4 separate regions of the Homo sapiens genome follow, and regions 2, 3 and 4 are each linked to region 1. The links are chromatin contacts, found by Hi-C or POLR2A ChIA-PET in ENCODE. All regions are on one chromosome and are shown on one strand. Each heading gives the region's core, a stretch centred on a gene start or an enhancer-like site at or near the end of the contact. The rest is flanking DNA. Distances are from core to core; before and after follow the strand shown.

Region 1 (3,262 bases), core at 496-2,995:
AGAGGCCTATACCTTCTTCCAAGCCTTGACGGCTCAGCACATACTTCTCTGTTTTCATGCTCAAGCCTAGGTTTAGTAGGCCTGAGTGGCAGTGGGAGATTCAAGTGCTGGGGGAGACCTTTGGCCTCACATTCAGATTCCACCTTGAGTCCCATGATCTCATTGCAAGGTTAGACTTCCATTGTTTAAGGTAAATACCATTTTGATAACTCAGTTACGGCTTTTCATGTATTATTATGCTAGGAGGGAGGCTGAAGAGTGGGAGTGGCCCTGGCTCCTGAACACACTATTCTCTTTCCTGCCTGAAGGCCTCCGCATGTGCCATTCCTGATTCTTGGAATGTTTGTCCCTTGGCCTTTATCATCCTTCAGAGTTCATTATCAAAGCCACCCCTCACAAAGCCCTTCCTCCGCCACCCCATTCAAAAGATCTCTTGTTATTTTCCATCCCAGCCCCTGATTCCTTTTCTGTATAGCACTGTCAAAGTGTTTTCAGGCCAGGTGTGGTGGTTCACGCCTGTAATACAACACTTTTGGAAGGATGAGACAGGAGGATCCCTTGAAGCCAGGAGTTTGAGACCAGCCTGGGCAACATAGCAAGTCCCCTGTCTCCACAAAAAATTTAAAAATTAGCTGGATGTGGTGGCTCACATCTGTAGTCCCAGCTACTTGGGAGGCTGAGGTGGGAGGATCCCTTGAGCCCAGGAGGTCAAGGCTGCAGTGAGCCAAGATCACTCCATTGCACTCCAGCCTGGGCAACAAGAGCAAAACTTCCATCTCAAAAAAAAAAAAAAAAAGAAATAATCTAAAAGTGTTTTCAATAATAATGCATTTATGTTGATTACCTTGTTGGCTATCCTCTACTCGTGTGCCTGCCCCACTCCATTCCCCTTTCTAGAGTCTGTTCACGTAACTCCTCTTCCAGGAAGCCCTCTTTGACTCCCAGGCTTGGTCAGGTGTCTTCTCTGGGTTTCCCCAGGGGCTTCCTTCCTCTCAATTCTGATGCTGCCTGTGCTAAGTATTTGTCTCCATATCTGTCCTGAGAACCTTGGAGCCAGGGCTCGGGGCTGTTTTTGCATGGGCCTATCACCTCCTCCAGGAAGCCCTCCTTGGCCCTCTCTCAGGCTGGATGGGAAAGCTGTCTGGGCTCCCATCATGCCCTGGTTTTCTAGCGACCCAGCCTCTGATCCCTAAGCTTGGCCTTCCCCATCACAGCTTTCATCACTTTGTGCTAAGCTTCCGCTATCACTACTCTGGGCCGTTCCTGTTTGGTGACTCAGGGACCAGTCTGGCATGGCCACCGCTGGGTCCCCAGCATTAAGCCCTGGAGCATGAGCCCAGTGAACTTTGAAATTCAGGAAGGAATTCACAGGAAAGCTGCGGCGAGGCGGGCAGAAAACCACAGGCTTCCAAGAAACGCGTGTCTGCCGCCCCCTCCTCCCACCCTGAGGCCAGTCCTAGAGCGAAGGCCCTCCTCCGACGTCGTCACCAAGCCCAAGGGAAGGGTGGCAGGTGCTCAGCGGGCAGACGCCCCGCCCCGCCCCGCCAGGTTCTGTTGGGGGCGAGGCCCGCGCAAGCCCCGCCTCTTCCCCGGCACCAGGGGCGGGCCCAGGTGCGCCCAGGGCCGGGGAGCGGCCGCGCAGGTGCCTGCCCTTTGCGCCTGCGCCCAGCTCGCCCTGCCTAGCCAGGTGCGCCCCGCCCCCTGCCTGCCCGGCCACCTTCGGGAGCCGCTTCCAATAGGCGTTCGCCATTGGCTCTGGCGACCTCCGCGCGTTGGGAGGTGTAGCGCGGCTCTGAACGCGCTGAGGGCCGTTGAGTGTCGCAGGCGGCGAGGGCGCGAGTGAGGAGCAGACCCAGGCATCGCGCGCCGAGAAGGCCGGGCGTCCCCACACTGAAGGTCCGGAAAGGCGACTTCCGGGGGCTTTGGCACCTGGCGGACCCTCCCGGAGCGTCGGCACCTGAACGCGAGGCGCTCCATTGCGCGTGCGCGTTGAGGGGCTTCCCGCACCTGATCGCGAGACCCCAACGGCTGGTGGCGTCGCCTGCGCGTCTCGGCTGAGCTGGCCATGGCGCAGCTGTGCGGGCTGAGGCGGAGCCGGGCGTTTCTCGCCCTGCTGGGATCGCTGCTCCTCTCTGGGGTCCTGGCGGCCGACCGAGAACGCAGCATCCACGGTGAGGGCCGGGCGGGTAGGCTGGAGGCGGGGCGCAGGGGGCAGAGGCTCGGGGGTCAACGGGGGTCTGAGCAGGGAGAACTGGCGGGGGAGGAAACTGGGGGCTACTTGATGGCGTTCAGCGGGTGTGGTGGAACCAGCCCTGGAGGATTGAGCCTTGAAATGAGGTTTGGGAGCCTTCGACAGCGAAGACGGGCGGAGGAGCGAGGGTTAGGAGAGTTTCCTTCGGGTGGAGGAAGAGTCAAGGGGTATTGACCAAGAAGGCGTGGCACTGCCCCTTCCTGTGGCAAGAACGGGGTGAGGAGCCGAATTGAAGACCAGCCTTCTCCTGGCGGTGGAAAGTTCCATGGCCAAAGCTCAGGGAGAGGCCAGGCCTGTGAGATGGTGGGGGTTGGGTTGGGTGACCTGGTGGCCGTTTTAGACTCGGAAGAAGCCCATCTCACCCCTGCCTCTTTGGAGATTGGACAAGAGCCTCCCCTGAAGTTTTTGTAGTTGAGTTGCAGTAAAGTAGGTGCCCGAGAAGGAGGGAGCAAGAAAGGAAACAAGCTTTGGGGAAGAGGAAGCTCTGCTAAGGCTCGAGAGAGTATTGGCGTTGAGCAGCTGGTGTTGGGGTCTTTGGATTGGCCCTTAGAAGTCGGTGGTGAATAAGGTGATTTAAACTTCTACACTCTTAAGGAAGTGTGGTCTGAAAGGTCTCTTTGAACAAGTGTTGTTATAACCTTAACTGCTTCAGACAAGCACCAGCGTGTTTTGAAAAGAGCTCTCTTGAAAGCAAGAATTCATTGATTCAGCAAAACTTACTGAGGCCCTGCTACGTGTCAGGCACTGGCGCTGGTTATAACAGTTAACTCAGACTAGCTGGGTTCCTGCATTCACAGAGCTAATATTCCAGTGGGAGAGGCAGAGCTAGTGAAGGTTTAAAAAGCACTTGCCATGAGATTAAGTTACTGAGAATTAAATGAACCAGGTGAAGTACACCAACAGGGTGACGTAAGATGTTGGGGGCGGCTTTAGCTCAGGTGGTCGGGGGACGTCTCCGTGAGGAGGGTGACATCTGAGCTCTAACATGAAGAATGAGGCAGTAGCCACACG
Region 2 (3,723 bases), core at 893-3,392, 380 kb after region 1:
TGCCTGGCTAATTTTGTATTTTTAGTAGAGACGGAGTCGTTGGCCCGGCTGGTCTTGAACTCCTGACCTGGGGTGATCCGCCCACTTCGGCCCCCCAAAGTGCTGGGATTACAGGCGTGAGCCACCACACCTGGCCGGATATTTATTTATTTATTTTTATTTTTATTTTAGACGGAGTCTTGCTCTGTCGCCCAGGCTGGAGTACAGTGGCGCGATCTCGGCTTACTGCAGCCTCTGCCTCCCGAGTTCCAGTGATTCCCCTACCTCAGCCCCCTGGGTAGCTGGGATTACAGGTGCATGCCACCAAGCCCGGCTAATTTTTGTATTTTTAGTAGAGACGGGGTTTCACCATGTTGGCCAGGCTGGCCTCTAACTCCTGACCTCGTGATCTGCCTGCCTCGGCCTCCCAAAGTGCTGGGATTACAGGCATGAGCCACTGCGCCCGGCCATTTATTTTTAATGTAAACATTTTTTTGTAGAGATGAGATCTTGTTATGTTACCCAGTCTGGCCTCAAACTCTTGGGCTCAAGCACTCTTCCAGCCTTGACTCCCCAGAGTGCTGGGATTGCAAGAGTAAGCCACCAGTGCCTGGCTGAATATTTAAATTTAAGATGCTTCCTGATGCAGTGGCTCGCACCTTTGTTTAAATGTCTGCCTTCTCCATGAAGCCTACCTGAGTAGTTTATTTGCATTCCAGCCCATGCTTGATTTTTCTCCAAATACTCAACACCTTGGAATATACAATACTACCTATTTTTTACTTTTATGTATATTTTTGAGACAGGATTTCGCTTCTGGAGTGCATTGGTGTGATCACAGCTCACTGCAGACTGGAACTCCTGGGCTCAAGTGATGTCCCTTCCTCAGCCTCCTGAGTAGCTGGGACTACAGGTGCACACAGCCATGCCCAGTGAATTTTTACATTTCTTGTAGAGACAGGTTCTTGTTATGTTGCCTAGGCTGGCCTTGAACTCTTGGGCTCAAGCCATCCTCCCGCCTCAGCTTCCCAAAGTGCTGGGATTACAGGTGTGAGCCCCTGTGCCTGTCTACATATTTTTTAAAATTTTGAGTGTTGAGGCCAGGCGCAGTGGCTCATGCCTGTAAGCCCAGCACTTTGGGAGGCCGAGGTGGGCGGATCACCTGAGGTCGGGAGTTTGAGACCAGCCTGACCAACATGGAGAAACCCCGTCTCTACTAAAAATACAAAATTAGCCAGGAGTGGTGGCACATGCCTGTGATCCCAGCTACTCGGGAGGCTGAGGCAGGAGAATAGCTTGAACCTGGGAGGCGGAGGTTGCAGTGAGCCCAGATCACGCCATTGCACTCCAGCCTGGGCAACAAGAGCGAAACTCCGTCTCAAAAAAAAAAATTTGTGTGTTGGTTGGGCGCGGTGGCTCACGCCTGTAATTCCAGCACTTTGGGAGGCTGAGGCGGGAGGATCGCTTGAGCTCAAGAGTTCAAGACCAGCCTGGCCAACATGGTGAAACCCCGTCTCTACTAAAAAAATACAAAAATTAGCCGGGTGTGGTGGAGCATGCCTGTGTTCCCAGCTACTCGGGAGGCTGAGGCAGGAGAATTGCTTGAATCCGGGAGGCGGAGGTTGCAGTGAGCCGAGATCGCGCCACTGCACTCCAGCCTGGGAGACAGAGCGAGACTCCGTCTCAAAAAATAATAAAAATAAAAGTAGATTTGTGTGTATGTGGCTTCCTTTACTAGAAGGTAGTTTCATGAAAGTTGGGATTTTTTTCTGTTTTTAGTGCCTGCGTAAAACATAGTCTGGCACAGAATAGGTGTTCAATAAATATTTGTTGAATTTGTGTCGCTGAATGGGAACCCGGTGCAGTGCATTCCAAGCCTGAGCTGGTTCAGGTCCGATGGCGGGGCCTGCCCTTATGAATCATTCATGATCTGGCCCCGCCCATACGCGAACGACGCGCGCGTTCACGCCGGAGAGGGGGCGCGGCTCGCCCCCGGGCTGAGTCGGGCGGCCAGGAAGCGGGACTCTGCGCAGGCGCCAAGCTCCGGAGCGCGGCCTTGGTGCCTTTTCTGGTTTGGCAGGCGCGCGCGCGCGGGAGGGCGGCAACCTCGGCGCTGTGCGCAGGCGCGGCGGGCAGTGCGCAGGCGCGGGCGGAGGGCGGGCTGAAGCAGCTGAAGCGGCGGTAGCGGCGGCGGCTCGGGCAGAGGGGCGGGAGCTGAGGCGGGAGCGGACAGGCTGGTGGGCGAGCGAGAGGCGGCGGAATGGTGGACTACCACGCGGCGAACCAGTCGTACCAGTACGGCCCCAGCAGCGCGGGCAATGGCGCTGGCGGCGGGGGCAGCATGGGCGACTACATGGCCCAGGAGGACGACTGGGACCGGGACCTGCTGCTGGACCCGGCCTGGGAGAAGCAGCAGCGCAAGGTGCGCGGCCCGCGGGCCGGACGGGCTGGAGGGGCTTTTCTGAGGGGGCCCGGGGAGGGGTGGGAGGTCCTGAAAGGTAACTGGAGCGTCTGTGATGGGAACGGGGGGGTCCCGAGAAGGAATTGGCGGGTCCGGGAAGGGAATTGGAGTCCTGAGGAGGAATCGCCGAGCTAGAGGAAGGAATTGGGAATCTGAAAAGAGAATTGGCGGCTGGGTGGGGAATATGGGAGTCAAATAAAAGGAATCGGGAAGGCTGATGAAGGATTTGGAGGGTCTGGGCGTGCCATTAGGGGAAACCGAGGAGATGACTGGGCAGGCTGAAATGGAACTGGGATCCGAGGCGGGCTTGAAGGGTCGGAGCATGGGTTGGGGGTGCTGGGAGGAGAATCAGGGGAGGCTGAGAAGGGAATTTCTGGGTCTGGGAAGTGTGAGGAGGAGCTTGAGTGTGGAGGGGTTGGTTATTTGGAGAGCAGAAAGATCTGAAGGAGATTGGAATTGGGGGAGCCTCAGGTTGGGGGAGTTATAAAGGGGATGAAGAATCAAGTGTGAGGATGGAGTGGAGATTGTGGGGTCTGAAGACGGGTGGGAAGACTAGGGAGGCTGGGAAGATGAAAACAGGGGCTAAGGGTAGAATTGAGCATGAAAAGACATGGGCTTAGGGTGTGAGGAGGGTAGAGGTGCCAGGACTGGGGGTCTGAGGAGGGTGGGGTGCGGAAGGAAGAAGTTAAGGGGCCCGTGAATCAGACGTTTTTGAAGGGGGTGAGATTTATTTGTGGTGCCCTGTTCCAAAGGGGAGAAGATTAAGAGATAGGAGGAATAATAAGAGGAATTGATGAGGGATGGAGAAGCCGAAGTAGAGGGGATACGGAGAGTGGGGATAATTTGGGGAGGGATTTCTAAAGAATTGATGGGAAGCTGAAAAGCTAAAGCGTTGGAGAGAATGAGGAAGTGTAGAGGGAGAAGGTGAGATCGGTGGGAGGGAGGGTGAGCTGGAATGGTGGATAATGGGAGAGAGGTTCGTTTAGGAAAATGAAAGTCTCATTAGAAAGGGAATGCGTAATGGATAGACTGAGAAAGGAATTTGAGGAGGGGGTGCTGGCTCCTGGAGGTGCAGTCCCGGGACTGGAGAGCGTGTGTGTGTCGTGCAGGCAGAATGAGTTTGGGGAGGAAGCGTTGAGAGTGTCCAGGAAGAATTGTGTCTTTTTTGGAGAGACCGGAGGTAGGTGAAGGGATCCTGAAGCAGAGACTGTGTTCAGGTGGCACTGTTTTTTTGGGGGGCGGGGGGGGCAACTTGGTAGGGCCCCACAGCAGTGAAAAGGTGA
Region 3 (3,305 bases), core at 549-3,048, 260 kb before region 1:
CTCAAAGCAATCCTGCCGCCTTGGCCTCCCCAAGTGCTGGGATCACAGGCATGAGCCACCGTGCCTGGCCCTGCAGTTTTTTAGTACTTTTTTATTATGATAAAATATGATAAAATGTACATAACACAAAATTAACCATTTAAAACTTTTATTGTGGCACAATATACATAACAAATTTTTTTTATATTTTATAATTAGCTTTAGCTTGATTGTGGTGATTTTGTCACAATGTATATGTATATACAAGTTGTCCACCTTAAGTATGAACAGTTTTTATTTGTCAGTTATACCTTTAAGGAAACTGTAAAAAAGAAAATATGCACAACTCATTTAGTAACCTAGAAGTCAAGTGTTTAATTTTCTGAAATTTTATTATGCCCAGTTACATTACTGATAGATATAGTTACCAAAAAAATGTACCTTACGTGTGCAGTTCAGTGGCATTCAGTACATGCACATGGTTGTGCATCCATCATCATCCATCCACAGAACATTTTTCATCTTGTAAACTGAAACTCTGTCTCTGAAAAACAATATTCTCCATCCCCAAGACCCCAGTCCCTGGAAGCCACCTTTCTATTTTCTGTCTCTATGAGATTGACGAATGTAAGTGTCTCCTATGAGTGGAATCATCCGGTATTTGTCCTTTTGTGGCTGGCATATTTTATTTAGTATCATGTCTTTAAGGTTCATTCATGTTGTATATATCAGAATTTCCTTCCTTTATGAGGCTAAATAATATTCCAATTCATATTTAAGGCTAAATAATAATGATATGTATATATCACATTTTGTGGCCAGGTGCGGTGGCTCACACCTGTAATCCCAGCACTTTGGGAGTCTGAGGCGGGCGGATCACAAGGTCAACAGATTGAGACCATCCTGGCCAACATGGTGAAACCCTGTCGGTACTAAAAATACAAAAATTAGCTGGGAGTGGTGGCGTGCGCCTGTAATCCCAGGAGGCAGGAGAATCGCTTGAACCTGGGAGGCGGAGGTTGCAGTGAGCTGAGATCACGCCACTGCACTCCAGCCTGGTGACAGAGCGAGACTCCATCTCAAAAAAAAAAAAAAAAAAAAAAAAAAATTTATATGTATATATATATATCTCACATTTTGCTTATCTATTTATCTGTTGATGGACACTTGGGATGCTTCTACCTTTTGGCTATAGTGAATAATGCTGCTGTTAACACTGGTGTGCTGGCAGGGCACAGTGGCTCATGCCTGTAATCCCAGCACTTTGGGAGCCAAGACAGGTGGATCACTTGAAGCCAGGAGTTCGAGACCAGCCTGGCCAATGTGGTGAAACCCGATCTCTACTAAAAATACAAAAAAATTAGCCAGGCGTGGTGGCATGCTGCTGTAGTCTCAGCTACTCGGGAAGCTGAGGCATGAGAATGGCTTGAACCCAGGAGGTGGAGGTTGCAGTGAGCCGAGTTCACACACTCCAGCCTGGGCAACAGAGTGAGATTCCATCTCAAAAGATAAAATAAAAATAAGACTGAAAACAGGAGAGTTTATTCAGTAAACATCAACTGAAGACCCTACTCTGGGCCAGGCACCAATGAGCAAGGCAGGCACAGCTCCTCCCTGGTGGAGCCCACAGCCAGGGAGAAAACACAAGAACCGCAGAGCCATATGGATAAGTACTGTGTTCTGCGTGCTCTGAAGAAGAATGGGATTTTTCAAGCTGTAGTACAGGGAGATTCACAGAGGCTCCCCAAGGAAGTATAGTTTAAGTGTCATTTTCTGGGTGCAAATGGAAAACGTGAATTTGGTGTATGTCTCTAGATAAGCCCCACTTCTGAATGATTCCGGCTGTGGGCAGGGATCCCCAGATGGGCGTTGCTATGGAAGCAGCTTGCACCTCTCACTTCCTGACTTGAGTTTATTTCCGAGTTTCCCGTGCCACCGCCAGTTCCCAGCTGTAAATACAGACGTGGCAGGGTCCCTTTTTCCTGCTGCCTCGTAGCTGCCCAGAGAACGGATGTGGCTGGAATCCAGCCCAGGAGCCTCCTCCCGAGAGAGCTCGTTGTGGAACCTGCCATGTGGCGGTTTCTCTTCCATCCCGCCTCTTTCCTTTGTCCTCTCTCGGGACTGTGCCAGCGTGCCCCAGCCTGTGTTTTGAAACTTTAGACCCCAGCTTGTATTTGGTAGAGAAATGAGCTCATGAGGGCTTCCTCCGCCACCCAGCAACCGGGAAGTTGAGTCAAATCTCTTTCATTTCAGATCCATCCCCCACCCCCACCCCCAGGCCAGATTTGCCACCCTTCTGACAGAAACTGGGTTAGCTGTTCTCTGGGACTGTTTGTGAGGAGGGGACTTGTTGACCTGAACAAAGGAACTACAAACAAGACAGGGGAGGGATGTGGCTGATTGCTCACTGGGATTGGGACTTTTCAGCTACCCTTCAGTGCTTTCGAATAGTAATTGCTAACGTGTTGAGAATTTACAGTGTGCTAGACAGTCTTTAAATCACTTTTAATCCATTTAACAGCTCAATCAAGTGTATATAATTATCCCCATTCTAGAGCTGGGGAGGCGGTGGGCAAGTTCGGCAAGTTGAGTCATTGGCCAAATTCCTGTACTGCAGCAATTTAGGCAAAAAGTGGGCATTTAACCAGAGGCTCCTGGGGCGGCCCAGAGACCTGAAGAAAGCCTCAGGACCAGTCAGTTACTTGGTTGCAAGTAACAAAAACACCAACTCAAATAGACATAAATTTTAGGGGAAAGGATTGGCTCATTCAACTGGAAAGCCCAGAGGTGGGGCAGATGTCTGGGCTGGCTGGTCCAGGAGCCTGGGGCTATTGCCAGTGACCCATTTTCCTTCTGTCTCTTTATTGTTCCCTCTGATGTCAGTGTCATCCTCAAACGTGGCTCCCCTGAAAGTTGCACACCAGCTGCCAGGACCCGCTCAGGCTTGTGTCCTTATCCCTGTCCTGAAAGAAAAAGAAGGTATCTGTCCCGAACTATCATGCAAAACCTCAGAGCTCCTGTCTGATTGGACTAGCACTGGTCATGTGATCTTCCCCGAACCAATCACTAATAAGAGGGGTGAGCTCACACTAGCAGGCTGGTTGCAAAACCTGCCATAGAGGAAGGGCGGGCTGGGTGCTGGGATTGGAACCAGGACACACATGCCACTGTATCTGCATTCTCTTCCTCACTTGTTCACTCCCCACCTCTAGATCTGCGTTATTCATTCTCTTATATTCAGTCTGTCTTTCTGCTTTGTATTCTACTGGACAGGAAGCCTGGCCATCACAGACTGCTGAGCAATACACGTTTCAGTACAGGCCCCC
Region 4 (3,332 bases), core at 601-3,100, 340 kb before region 1:
GGGGACCTCACCTGGCTTCTGATGTTCGTCACTTTGGCTTTCTGCGTCTTGGTGCCACCAGTTTTGAAATCACAGCTCCCAGAGGGAGGGGCACCCGCGGACTCTTGCTGGGTGTTTGGTGTGACTCACATGGTGGGGGTGCTCTCTGGAACCCGTGGGCATTCTGCATCAGTCACCCATCAGAGTAGCTGGCAGAGCACCCAGCTTGAGGTGTCTGTGGGAATCTCTGCGGGGACCAGGTGGCTCAGGCTTGGGGAGGGGGCCTGAGGAGCCGTGCACCTCCCTGTAGCGATGGGAGACTTGCAAGTCGTTGTGGAACCAGGGCACTGGCCTCGGTCCTGTGGGAGCGGGTGGGGGTGAAATAACCTTAAAGGAGATATGGCGCCAACTTTGGAAGAGCTCAGTCGGGAAGTTGTGTCAGTTGGTAAGCCTTTGGCTGCAAACAGTAGTAACAGCATCAGCAGCAACAACTGCAGCAGCAAGTAGGCAATGTATGTAGCGTCTGCTGCATGCAAGACACTGTGCCGGGCCCTTCACATGAAGCCACTCCTTTAAGCCTCCCGACAACCCTGGAAGATATTATTCTCCCTTTGCAGATGAGGTAACTAAATTTGAATAACTTGTTCAAGGTCAGGCAGCTAAAAAAAGGTGGTGGCATGATTTTTTTTTTTTTAGATTCAGAGGGTACATGTGAAGGTTTGTTACATGAGTATATTGTGTGATGCTGAGGTTTGGGGTACAGATCCTGTCACTCAAATAGTGAACAGAGTACCCAATAGGTAGATTTTCTTTTCCTTTTTTTTTTTTTTTTGAGATGGAGTCTCGCTCTGTCACCCAGGGTGGAGTGTAGTGGCGCAATTTCAGCTCAGTGCAACCTCCGCCTCCCGGGTTTAAGCAATTCTCCCTACCTCAGCCTCCCGAGTAGCTGGGATTACAGGTGCCTCCACCAACCATGCCCGGCTAAACTTTTTTGTATTTTTTAGTAGAGATTGGATTTTGCCTTGTTGGACAGGCTGGTCTTGAACTCCTGACCTCAGGTGATCCACCCACCTTGGTCTCCCAAAGTGCTGGGATTACAGGCGTGAGCCACTGCGCCTAGCCCCCAGTAGGTAGATTTTCAACCCTTGCCCCATTCCTTCTTGGTTTTTGGAATTCTCAGTGTCTGTTGTTCGTGTGTGTGTGTGTGTGTGTGTGTGTGTGTGTGTGTGTGTACGTACCCAATGTTTAGCTCCCACTTAGAAGTAAGAACATGGGGTGTGTGTGTATATGCAATGTTTAGCTCCCACTTAGAATAAGAACATGGGGTGTGTGTGTGTGTGTGTGTGTGTGTGTGTGTGTGTGTATGCAATGTTTAGCTCTCACTTGTAAGAACATGGGGTGTGTGTGTGTGTGTGTGTACGTGTACGCAATGTTTAGCATCCCACTTAGAAGTAAGAACATTGGATATTTGGTTTTCTGTTTGTGCATTCATTCACTTAGGATAATGGCCTCCAGCTACATCCATGTTGCTGCAATAGACATGATTTCATTCTTGTTTAATGGCTGTGTAGTATTCCATGGTATATATGTACCACATTATCTTTGTCCAGTCCGCTGTTGATGGGCATCCGGGTTGATTCCCTGGCTTTGTGGGTTGATTCACATGCTATCGTGAAGAGTGCTGCGATGAACGTAGGAGTGCAGGTGTCGTTTGGTAGAATGGTTCCTTTTCCTTTGGGTAGATACCCAGAAATGGGATTGCTGGGTCGAACGGTAATTCTATTTTTAGTTCTTTGAGGAATCTTCAAACTGCTTTCCCCAGTGGCTGAGCTAATTTACATTCCCACCAACAGTGTATCAGCATGGTGACGTGATTTGGATTCAGGCAGTCTGACTCCAGAGCTGTATCTTAACTCTAAAGCTCTGTGTGCTACTGCAGTGGTTTTCAAACCCGAGCAAGACCAGGTGTGGTGGCTCACATCTGTAATCCCAGCACTCTGGGAGGCCGAGGCAGGTGGATCATTTGAGGCCAGGAGTTCGAGGCCAGCCTGGGCAACATGGTAAAACCCCATCTCTACTAAAAATGCAAAAATTAGCCGGGTGTGGTGGCACATACCTGTGGTCCCAGCTATTCGAGAGGCTGAGGCAGGAGAATTGCTTGAACCTGGGAGGCTCTGAGAGGTTGCAGTGAGCCAAGATCATGCCACTGCACTCCAGCCTGCGCAACAGAATGAGTGAGACTCCGTCTCAAAAAAAACAAAAAACCCTAGCAAGGATCAGAATCCCCAGAGGGCTAGGTAAAACACAGATTGCTGGGCCCCATCTGATTCTGTAAGTTCCTGATTCTGTAAGTCTAGCTTGAGAATTTGCATTTTGTGGTGACACTGGTGCCCCTGGTCCAGGAAGCACGTTTTGAGAACCATGAGCTACTGTAATAGGAAGCCCAAATGAAATTGGCCTGAAATAACGAGATTTATGATCTCATATAACAAAGAAGCCTGTAGGTAGGCAGCACAGCAGCACAGGAGTTGACTAAGCAGTTCCACAATGCCTGCAGGGACCCCATCCCTCTCCTTCAAGCCACTCTGCCATCCATGGTGTGTCTCCTGTGTCCCTAGGCTCCCTGCATGGCCACAAGATGACTGCCAAGGCTCCAGTTGGCACACACTGACAGTGCCACATCCAGCAGCAGAAAGAGGGCATCTCTCACTTGCTGTGTATCTCTTTAAGAGTGAGGAAACCTTTCATTGATTCCCTGCCTCCCAGATTTCCCTCATATCTCATTGGCCAGCATGGTGATATGTGACCCTGCCCAGAGAAACCAGCCAAGGGCCAATTAGGATTGACCCTCTGGGGCTGGGGCTGGGGCTGGGGCTGGAGCCGGGGCCAGCCTTACCTGAAGTAGGTAGCACAGGGAGGAGAGTGGCTACAGGAATGAAATCAGAGTACCATTTAGGAAAGGACTGGGAAAGGGGGAGGGATATTGGGTAGGCAGACAATTGGTTTTGCTGCAGAAATAAGTGGAACACAGGGAAAGCATAATGCCCATGCATTTTTGTCATCGTGCTTACCAGCTTTGTTTTGTAATTACCTGAATCAGGACTTAGCTTTTTGTTCTCTAATCATGCCCACCTTTGAAACTGTGCACAAAGTCCCAGTACCACAAGAACTCTGAATCTTGTTGGAATACCAAGTATTCTGTCTGGCAATTCAGGGAAACTTGAGTTGGGTGATGAGGCAGCAGTCTGAAGGTTAGAGTGCGAGGTCTTTGAGAGCACTCACTCACTCTGCCCAGAAACACCTGGGTCTCACCCATCTCTCTGCTCCTGACTCCCTCCCCCCTCCTCCTACCC

What was found. Hi-C counts contacts between places; a loop is a spot of excess contacts on that map. ChIA-PET counts read pairs that join two places held with the same protein, here RNA polymerase II (POLR2A). Pooled maps may share reads with other maps.
Region 2: a map of naive thymus-derived CD4-positive, alpha-beta T cell shows a loop between it and region 1 (26-fold over the local background). The contact joins the promoter of ACTN4 here to the promoter of SPINT2 in region 1. A Hi-C loop is called at or near these places in 2 of 168 maps with a recorded cell type or tissue (ascending aorta and naive thymus-derived CD4-positive, alpha-beta T cell) and 8 of 50 pooled maps. POLR2A ChIA-PET finds 5 or more read pairs at or near these places in 4 of 52 experiments (K562, MCF 10A, OCI-LY7 and 1 more).
Region 3: a pooled map shows a loop between it and region 1 (4-fold over the local background). The contact joins the enhancer-like site here to the promoter of SPINT2 in region 1. A Hi-C loop is called at or near these places in 2 of 50 pooled maps. POLR2A ChIA-PET finds 5 or more read pairs at or near these places in 4 of 52 experiments (Panc1, WTC11 and activated T-cell).
Region 4: a pooled map shows a loop between it and region 1 (3-fold over the local background). The contact joins the enhancer-like site here to the promoter of SPINT2 in region 1. A Hi-C loop is called at or near these places in 2 of 50 pooled maps. POLR2A ChIA-PET finds 5 or more read pairs at or near these places in 6 of 52 experiments (B cell, MCF 10A, RWPE1 and 2 more).

The regions. Positions count from the first base shown.
Region 1 is chr19:38,262,828-38,266,089 of GRCh38, forward strand. It overlaps SPINT2 (serine peptidase inhibitor, Kunitz type 2), which reads left to right and starts at 1,746. Exons shown (of 7, transcript NM_021102.4): 1 at 1,746-2,171. The coding sequence starts at 2,066. RefSeq lists enhancers at 1-236, 377-1,294 and a silencer at 1,451-1,770.
Region 2 is chr19:38,645,507-38,649,229 of GRCh38, forward strand. ACTN4 (actinin alpha 4) reads left to right here and starts at 2,143. Exons shown (of 21, transcript NM_004924.6): 1 at 2,143-2,401. The coding sequence starts at 2,240. RefSeq lists silencers at 1,983-2,172, 2,403-2,482, 3,666-3,723.
Region 3 is chr19:38,001,658-38,004,962 of GRCh38, forward strand. The region is part of intron 1 of SIPA1L3 (signal induced proliferation associated 1 like 3); the gene reads left to right. Among named protein-coding and RNA genes, the nearest start is that of SIPA1L3, 96 kb to the left of the region's middle. RefSeq lists enhancers at 1,824-2,355, 2,762-2,881. Within about 2 kb of position 1,799, at least 36 of the 41 ENCODE cell types and tissues checked have a DNase peak (open chromatin) inside an H3K27ac peak, as active enhancers do; they include Panc1, where a contact is called at or near this core.
Region 4 is chr19:37,926,351-37,929,682 of GRCh38, forward strand. The region is part of intron 1 of SIPA1L3 (signal induced proliferation associated 1 like 3); the gene reads left to right. Among named protein-coding and RNA genes, the nearest start is that of SIPA1L3, 21 kb to the left of the region's middle. Within about 2 kb of position 1,851, at least 5 of the 41 ENCODE cell types and tissues checked have a DNase peak (open chromatin) inside an H3K27ac peak, as active enhancers do; they include B cell, where a contact is called at or near this core.